Regions from separate parts of the Homo sapiens genome. Here all the other regions are linked to region 3. Evidence: chromatin contacts called from ENCODE Hi-C or POLR2A ChIA-PET data. All regions are on one chromosome and are shown on one strand. The core of a region is the stretch at or near the end of the contact, and the rest is flanking DNA. Distances in the headings are between cores, read along the strand shown. Region 1 has its middle 21 kb from the start of ENO1-AS1. Region 2 overlaps ERRFI1-DT (ERRFI1 divergent transcript). Region 3 overlaps RERE (arginine-glutamic acid dipeptide repeats).

Region 1 (2,700 bases), core at 174-2,673, 500 kb before region 3:
GGATGAATCATTTGAGGTCAGGAGTTCGAGACCAGCCTGGCCAACATGGTAAAACCCCATCTCTACTAAAAATACAAAAATTAGCCAGTGTGGTGACAAGTGCCTGTAGTCCCAGCTACTTGGGAGGCTGAGGGAGGAGAATTGCTTGAACCCGGGAGGCAGAGGTTGCAGTCAGCTGAGATCCTGCCATTGCACTTCAGCCCGGGCGACAAGAGCAAAACTCTGTCTTAAAAATAAAATAAAATAAAATAAAATAAAATAAAATAAAATAAAATAAAATAAAATAAAATAAAAATTAGCCAGGCATGGTGGTGCACACCTGTAATCCCAGCTACTTGGGAGGCTAAGGCAGGAGAATTGCTTGAACCTGGGAGGCAGAAGTTGCAGTGAGCTGAGATGGTGTCATTGCACTCCAGCCTGGGTGACAAAGTGAGACTTTGTCTCAAAAAAAAAAAAAAAAAAAAAAGATAGATGAGGTCTGCAGGATTGATATCATGAGATACAGGTCATAAAGACCCTGCTGATAAAATAGGATGTGGTCAAGAAGTCAGCCCAGGACAGGTGCGGTGGCTCATGCCTGTAATCCCAGGACTTTGGGAGGCCAAGGCAGGCAGACCACAAGGTCAGGAGGTCGAGACCAGCCTGATCAACATGGTGAAACCCCGTCTCTACTAAATATACAAAAATTAGCTGGGTGTGGTGGCACGTGCCTGTATCCCAGCTACTCAGGAGGCTGAGGCAGGAGAATTACTTGAACCTGGGAGGTGGAGATTGCAGTGAGCTGAGACTGTGCCACTGCACTCCAGCCTGGGTGACAGAGTGAGACTCTGTCTCAAAAAAAAAAAAAGAACTCAGCCCAAACCAGCCAAAACCAAGATGGCAATGAAAGTGACCTCTGGTAGTCCTCCCTACTCAGTATACATTAATTATAATACATTAGCATGCTAAAAGACACTCTCATCAGCGCCATGACAGTTTACAAATGCCACAGCCACATCCAGAAGTTAGCCTATGTAGTCTATTCCTTTATTTATTTATTTTAGTTTAGTTTAGTTTATTGAGACAGGGTCTTGCTCTGTCACCCAGGCTGGAGTGCAGTGGCACAATCTTGGCTCACCACAACCTCTGCCTCCGGCTTCTCCTGCCTCAGCTGCCTGAGTAACTGGGAGTACAGGAGCACATCATCACGCCCAGCTAATTTTTGTATTTTTAGTAGAGACAGGATTTCTCCATGCTTGCCAGGCTGTCCTTGAACTCCTGACCTCAAGTGATCTGCCAGCCTTGGCCTTCCAAAGTGCTGAGATTACAGGCATGAGCCACCATGCCTGGCCCAGAAGTTTACCTATATAGTCTAAAAAGGGGAGGAACCCTCATTCTGGAAATCACCCACCCCTTTCCTGGAAACTCATGAATCACCTGCAACGGAAATTCAGTGATGAGTAACTCAGAGGAGCGGTTAGAACTTAGGGCTTATATAGAGGCCAGGCTCAGTGGCTCATGCCTGTAATCCCAGCACTTTGGGAGGCCAAGGCAGGCAGATCACCTGGGGCCAGGAGTTTGAGACAAACCTGAGCAACATGGTGAAACCCCATCTCTACTAAAAATACAAAAATTAGCCAGGCGTGGTGGTGGGCACCTGTAGTAATCACAGCAGCTACTCGGGAGGCTGAGGCACAAAAATCACTGGAACCGGGGAGGCAGAGGTTGCAGTGAGCCGAGATAGCACCACTGCACTCCAGCCTGGGCAGCAGAGTGAGACTCTGTCTCAAAAATAAAGCAAAAGACGGCCGGGCACGGTGGCTCATGCCTCTAATCCCAGTACTTCAGGAGGCCGAAACGGGTAGATCACCTGAGGTCAGGAGTTCTAGACCAGCCTGGCCAACATGGTGAAACCCCGCTTCTACTAAAAATACAAAAATTAGCCACGCGTGGTGGTGGGCACCTGTAATCCCAGCTACTTGAGGGGGCGAAGCAGGAGAATTGCTTGAATCCGGGAGACAGAGGTTGCAGTGAGCCAAGATGGCAACACTGCATTCCAGCCTGGGGGAGAAGAGCAAGACTTTGTCTCAAAAAATAAAAAAATAAAAAAAATAAGACACATGTGGAGGGAAAAAAGAAGAAAAGAGGCCAGGCACGGTGGCTCACACCTATAATCCCAGCACTTTGGGACGACCAGGAGGGAGGACTGCTTGAGACCAGGAGCTCGAGACCAGTGTAGGCAGCACAGTGAGACCCCTGTCTCTACAAAAAAAATTGGCAGGGCATGGCGGTGTGCCAGCTACTCAGGAGACTGAGGCAGGAGGATCTCTTGAGCCCAGGAGGTTGAGGCTGCAGTGAGCTATGATTGTGCCACTGAGACCCTGTCTCAAAGAAAAAAGAAATGTTGTGTCCGGAATTTATTCTTTCCGGTGGGTTCCTGGTCTCGCTGACTTCAAGAATGAAGCTGTGGACCCTTGCGGTGATTGTTACAGCTCTTAAAGATGGTTTGTCCAGAGTTTATTCCTTCAGATGTTCAGATGTGTCCGGAGTTTCTTCCTTCCGGTGGGTTCGTGGTCTCGCTGACTTCAGGAGTGAAGCCACAGACCTTCGCAGTGAGTGTTACAGCTCTTAAACGTGGCGCGTCCAGAATTGTTTGTTCCTCCCAGTGGGTTCGTGGTCTCGCTGACCTCAGGAATGAAGCCATAGACCCTTGCCGTGAGT
Region 2 (2,700 bases), core at 12-2,511, 300 kb after region 3:
GAGAGAGACTCCATCTCAAAAAAAAAAAAAAAAAAAAGAAAAGAAAAGAACTGTGTTGCTTATTTTCCTAATTTGGGGGGATTTTTCAGAGATTTTTCTGTCCTTTGTTGTTGTTGTTTATTTGCTTAATTGTAGCTAAGTTCCAGATAGCAGGGAATTAGCAATAGTGACTGCAGTCCCTTGGCCAAAAGTTTCTCAGACACTTAAACTATTTACTTAGGTAACACATTTTTTTCATGGCTACTGCAAAGGTACATTTCAGACATATGTTTTGAATTAATTAAATCTCAAGATTAATGTTGAAATTTAATATTTAGTATTTTTACATTATATTAATGATTTTTAAGAACCATTGATTTTAAGTTAAACACTTGGGTTCTTGTGCTTTTTTAAATTTGCAGATTTCAGTTCTCATATTTAGATCATTAACTTTGAAACTAAAAATAAGATCTGAGTGGGTAAGCACAGAGGATTTTTAAGACGGTGAAACTATTCTGTATGATACTATAATGGTAGATAAGTGTTTTTATCCATTTGTCAAAATCCATAGAATGTACAACACCAAGAGTGAACTCTAATGTAAACTGTGGACTTCGGGTGATACTGATGTGCCAATGCGAGTTAATCAATTGCAGCAAATTTATCACTACGGTACAGCACACTGGCAGTGGGGAGTCTGTGCCTGCGTGGGCAGGGAGTATATGGGAACTCTCCATTCAATTTTGCTGTGAACCTAAAACTGCTCTAAAAAACAAAGCCTATTTTAAGAAGCAATAAGATCTCAGGCCTTTCAGAATGCCAGATTAATGTTTAAATGTTAAAAATGAAATACTCATTGCTGCTACTAAAATTACCTTAGTTTCTCTAATCCTCTAAGTTTTCAAGTGTGCCTTTTAAAAAAAACCCTTAAGCTTTAATAAGCTTTACCAGATGACAGTAAAATTACTTAGATTAAGCCTCCATGATTTTAGAAATGAAGCATTTTGAGGACTCAATCCAGTTCCTGGGAGATGAGTCAGCTAGTTAATTAATATGATCTTAAGGAAAAATGACCCGTCTTACTTCTCACTGACTGCATACCCTGCTGAGACTATATTAAGATTAGCATTACGAGTGCTGCACAGCTGCCTCTCCTATGAGTTCAACAGGAGCTTGGTAAATAATATCAGAACTGAGTCATTTATGGTTGAATGACACAGAATGAAAAATAAGTGCCTTTCAGGCAGTTCCTGTTGCCTAATATGGACTGAGAAGTAGACACTTTAACTAAAGAGCCCCACCTGTGCCCCAAATGAACCTTTCCCTATAAGGATGTTGATCTAATTTCCTGATCAAAAAAGGAATCCAAAAACGCTGTCAATGATCTGTCTGGGCCTGAACGAGGGCCTATTTTCTCTTCTCAAAGGCCTCGTGCATGGAAGTCTACCGAATTTCTTCCTTGAATAGTTGAGGGTGTTTTGTTGTAAAGATTTCCAGTTAAAGTGGCTCTTTCATCCTAGGGAGAGATCAGAATATCCAGCAGTCCTGCAGGTGGCTAGAGTTTATTGCATTGGGAAGCAGAAACAAGATAACTAAAAACAGAGAATCTGTATTTAAAACTTAGAAAACAGGACTGGTATTTTTATAAGATTTTTTTTTCATTACAACTATCCATTCTTCTGTGAATTAAAAGCCCAGGACACTGATGGCTCGTGGAATTGATGTCACTAGTCCCTAGGCCTTCTTACCTGATAGTAACAGTAAAATGGATATATAACATCGTTTTTCTTCATGGAGCAGAAAAAACTGAGGTTAAATGAAAGCTTTCAGGCGACTGAATTAAACTTGAAAAGCTATAAGGAAAGGGAGCCCTTTTCTAAGGAAGTGACAACAAATTCATAAACTGAATGACTCATAAACTGCTTTCAAATTGCAAAACTGATTATGAATCACTGAAGAAAAACGTAGTCTCACAAAATCTGGTTGTTTAGGAATCAAAAAAGGTAGCCTCTGCTGTTCATTGGCATATTGTCATTCACCATCCTGAAATAACCTTATGGTGAGTGATACTAAAATAGGTCAGTTTGTTAGAAATATTTGCTTAAAAGCCAGATTTGGCTCTAAATTTCTTTTGAATGAATCATAAGAATCTGGATGATAAAAAGAATTACGCTTAGAGAAATGTGCTAGAAACAGGCATTGGTTAAAGATATGGACGTTTCTTTTAGTAGAAACCTGTGTATTTCTGAATCCTTGAAAGAAGGATTGTGGTTGAATAACAATCTGATAAAGGATGAAGTGACCTTCACCATCCGGCCTGCCGATAAAGAGCGGGGAGATGTTCCAAAGTAATCCCACAAGGAGATTCATGATCTAAAAACCATTACCAATAGGTGGTATCTGTATTTCTCTGTTTAAGACTGGAAACTAACGGGTAACTCAAGAATGCTTCCAAGAAACGGTGGAGAATGTCCACTCAAAGATTTTAATCATTAACTTCAGAGCGACTCTAGGCTAACGCCCAGGTCCAGGAATAAGGGACAGAGGCCAATAGTAACACAGATTTTATATTTTTCAACTGGAAAGCTTGGAGATAGTACAGGTAGATACAAATAATATTGGAGTGTTGGAAATTTTCTTCATGTTCATGTAAGGATAGTTTTACTATCAGTTCTTAGGAAATTGGAATATAAATAAACAATAACAATTTATCTAGACCAT
Region 3 (2,700 bases), core at 87-2,586:
AGATGGTCGTTGTTAATAGAAGAGGATCTTATTTTACACTGGGGCGGTCAAGACACACGTCAGGAAGAAGCTGAGACTTGAACTAGGCCTTGAGTGATGGGGAGATGGTGAGAACCAACCCTGAGCAAAGCACACAGGAGAGCAAAGCTATGGAGATTTCATCAGCCACACTCAGTACTAACCCCCTTGCCTGAGAGTCAAGACCTTTTATACTGTGGTCCAAATCAGCTTCTCCAAGCCCCTTCCCTACTGCTTTTCTTTCTGCACCTCTGGCCCTTGCCAAACACTCAGGCTTCCTGTCTGCCATTTCTTCCTGCAGTGTTCTGCCCAGAATGCCTGCCCTTCTGTTACTCCATGTGGAAATGCTCTACATTTTTAAACTTAATTTCCTTCATTAATCTTTCTCTAATCTGAGGAGGATATAACTCTGTCCTTTGAATACCCCTGTAGAACATCATGCCTCTCTTAGGGCCTTTCTCTGGCTCTGCATTGTCTTATGAAATTCTATCTTACACCTCCCTTTTTGGATTGAGCTCCTGAAGGCAAGGACTGTCTTACTCACATTATCTTCATCATGGTGCCTTGCACCTAGATGCTCAAGAAATATTTGTATGATTGAATTAAAGTTGAAAGTTGCAGTCAATCTTTTTGAAGATTATTCTGGCAACAGTGTGTATCAGAGAATAAAGAGCCTGAAATCAGAAAGTACAAATAGCAGAAGGTCTTGGGGGATGGTGCCCAGTAAGAACAGGAAAGATCAGAAGAGTCAGGAACTTACTGCATATGGGGGAGGAGGTAATAATGGTCTAAGGCGCGTGGATCCTCAAGGCTTAGAGAACTGAGAAGCCAGCAGGAAATAAAACTGTAGCACAGTTGGGTTATTGCCATTTTGGTGACAGTTTCATGTGTTTTTTTTTTTTTTTCCTGTGTGAGTGTGATTTTGCTCAACATGAGTTTGGTAACTGGGATCAGAAAGGTTTTGTTCCTTGGTACATTTTACAGAATGGTTGCTAAGCCAACAGAACTCAGAATTGAGTTCAAATCCCAGCTATCCCACTTATTCTCTGGGGGTTTGGGGTAAGTCTCTTAGATGCTGTAAAATTTAAGTTCCTCAGTAATGAAATGGGGGCACAAATAGAACCTCCCTCAGAGTCGTAGTGAAAGTCGAATAAGGCAGCAGTGATTGAGCTCTTATTATGCACTAGGCACTGTTCTAAGCACTTGAACTTACTTAACCTTCATAGCATCTCCATGAGGCAAGTGGTGGTGTTGCCATCACAATACGTGTGAAGAGAAAGGAGGCAGAGAGATTATGATGACTTGCCCAAAGAACACAGAGTTCACACTGAATTGGAACTGGAACTTGGGCAGTGTGGTTGCAGAGCACCCAGTCTTAGCTGCTGTGCTGTTTCTGACTCAGTATCTGTCACATAGTAAACATTCCATTAGAATCAGCTCCTGTTTCTCCTCCCAGGGAAGACACACAGTACATTTTGCCTGAGATAACTGTCTCACCAGATGTGTATACAGTCACGTGGTAGACTGGAAAGCACATTTGTGAGTGTTAGTTCTCATGGTCCTTTGAGTTTTCCCTTACCTTTAAAATGCAAAGATGCTGTTGAAAGTGAATAAACTGATACTGTGGAGAAAGCATGATATATCACAAAGAATGCCATTGTGGAAAAAGTTCACTTTGACTGCTTAATGAGGGGGAGGGGTCTCCTTTGGGGGATGATGAAAGCGTTTTGGAATTAGATCTGAGGGCTGCACGCATTGTAGATGTATTAACTGCCTCTGAATTGTAAACTTTAAAATGATTAATTTTATGTTATGTGAATTTTACCTCAATAACAATTTTTTTAAGTTAATTCGAGTTGGGTTTTACCTTTGGAAGTATAATTACAAAGCGGGCAATACTTCATGCTGTTAAAATTAAACTTGATTTATTAGACGGCTGACTGCTTCCGTTGTTATCCACAGCTGAAAAGGAGATGAAGATCCTGCTTGTAGCTGAGCAGTCTTTAGAAGTCTGCTGCATTCTTCCCAAATTCCATCACTCTAGTCAAGAGTAAGAGGATTTGATAATAGGGGACTGGTTTCCTCTCGGCTCTGTGATAACTGGGGACTGGTTCCAGGAGGGCAGGTACTTTGTATGTGAGTTTTCATGTACTTCACATTATGTCCATGTCACGTTCTTCAACTTGATCAGCCTTTGAATTTTGGCATGGACAACAAACTCCACATTGAATTCAGCTCTAGAAGCTGGGATTCAAATTTGACCCCAGAATGGACCCCAAGTGATAGCACAGCAGCCCTTCCCCCCTCCCACTTTCCTGATGGTAGAAACAGGATAATTAGCATAGGTTTTCAAGAGATGATCTCTGCTCAGTTGTTCTGTGCCTTCTCACTTGTCACTAAGGCTCTTAGCCCTGGCTTGAAGGCTTTTGCTAATATTTCTTGGGGAACAAAGTCTTTCTCTGGAATCCATTCAAGGTGGGTAGTTAATGGAATGGCTGTCCTTTAAGCACAGAGAGAGGGGTGGTGTCACCTATGCCTTACAGAGCAGAATAATAATAATAGAATTGGTCCTCGTTCGAGTGTTCCTTCTCAGATTTGTGCTCCCGTGTTCCTTGGGCACTCTCACTGGCTAATTCTCTGCAAACATCACAACTCAGGCATGGAACCTCTCATACTTCCTCC

Evidence for each region. A loop is a pair of places that touch in the nucleus more often than their neighbours do. ChIA-PET counts read pairs that join two places held with the same protein, here RNA polymerase II (POLR2A). Pooled maps may share reads with other maps.
Region 1: a loop to region 3 is called in a pooled map, with 5 times the contacts of the local background. The contact joins two enhancer-like sites. A Hi-C loop is called at or near these places in 2 of 50 pooled maps. POLR2A ChIA-PET finds 5 or more read pairs at or near these places in 2 of 52 experiments (A673 and naive thymus-derived CD8-positive, alpha-beta T cell).
Region 2: a loop to region 3 is called in a pooled map, with 11 times the contacts of the local background. The contact joins two enhancer-like sites. A Hi-C loop is called at or near these places in 3 of 37 single-sample maps with no recorded cell type and 9 of 50 pooled maps.

Annotation. Positions count from the first base shown.
Region 1 is chr1:8,898,799-8,901,498 of GRCh38, reverse strand. No RefSeq gene overlaps it. Among named protein-coding and RNA genes, the nearest start is that of ENO1-AS1, 21 kb to the right of the region's middle. Within about 2 kb of position 1,423, at least 9 of the 41 ENCODE cell types and tissues checked have a DNase peak (open chromatin) inside an H3K27ac peak, as active enhancers do.
Region 2 is chr1:8,096,057-8,098,756 of GRCh38, reverse strand. The region is part of intron 2 of ERRFI1-DT (ERRFI1 divergent transcript); the gene reads right to left. Among named protein-coding and RNA genes, the nearest start is that of ERRFI1-DT, 71 kb to the right of the region's middle. RefSeq lists enhancers at 1,462-1,511, 877-2,076. Within about 2 kb of position 1,261, at least 18 of the 41 ENCODE cell types and tissues checked have a DNase peak (open chromatin) inside an H3K27ac peak, as active enhancers do.
Region 3 is chr1:8,395,812-8,398,511 of GRCh38, reverse strand. The region is part of intron 12 of RERE (arginine-glutamic acid dipeptide repeats); the gene reads left to right. Among named protein-coding and RNA genes, the nearest start is that of RERE-AS1, 27 kb to the left of the region's middle. RefSeq lists an enhancer at 2,584-2,700. Within about 2 kb of position 1,336, at least 21 of the 41 ENCODE cell types and tissues checked have a DNase peak (open chromatin) inside an H3K27ac peak, as active enhancers do.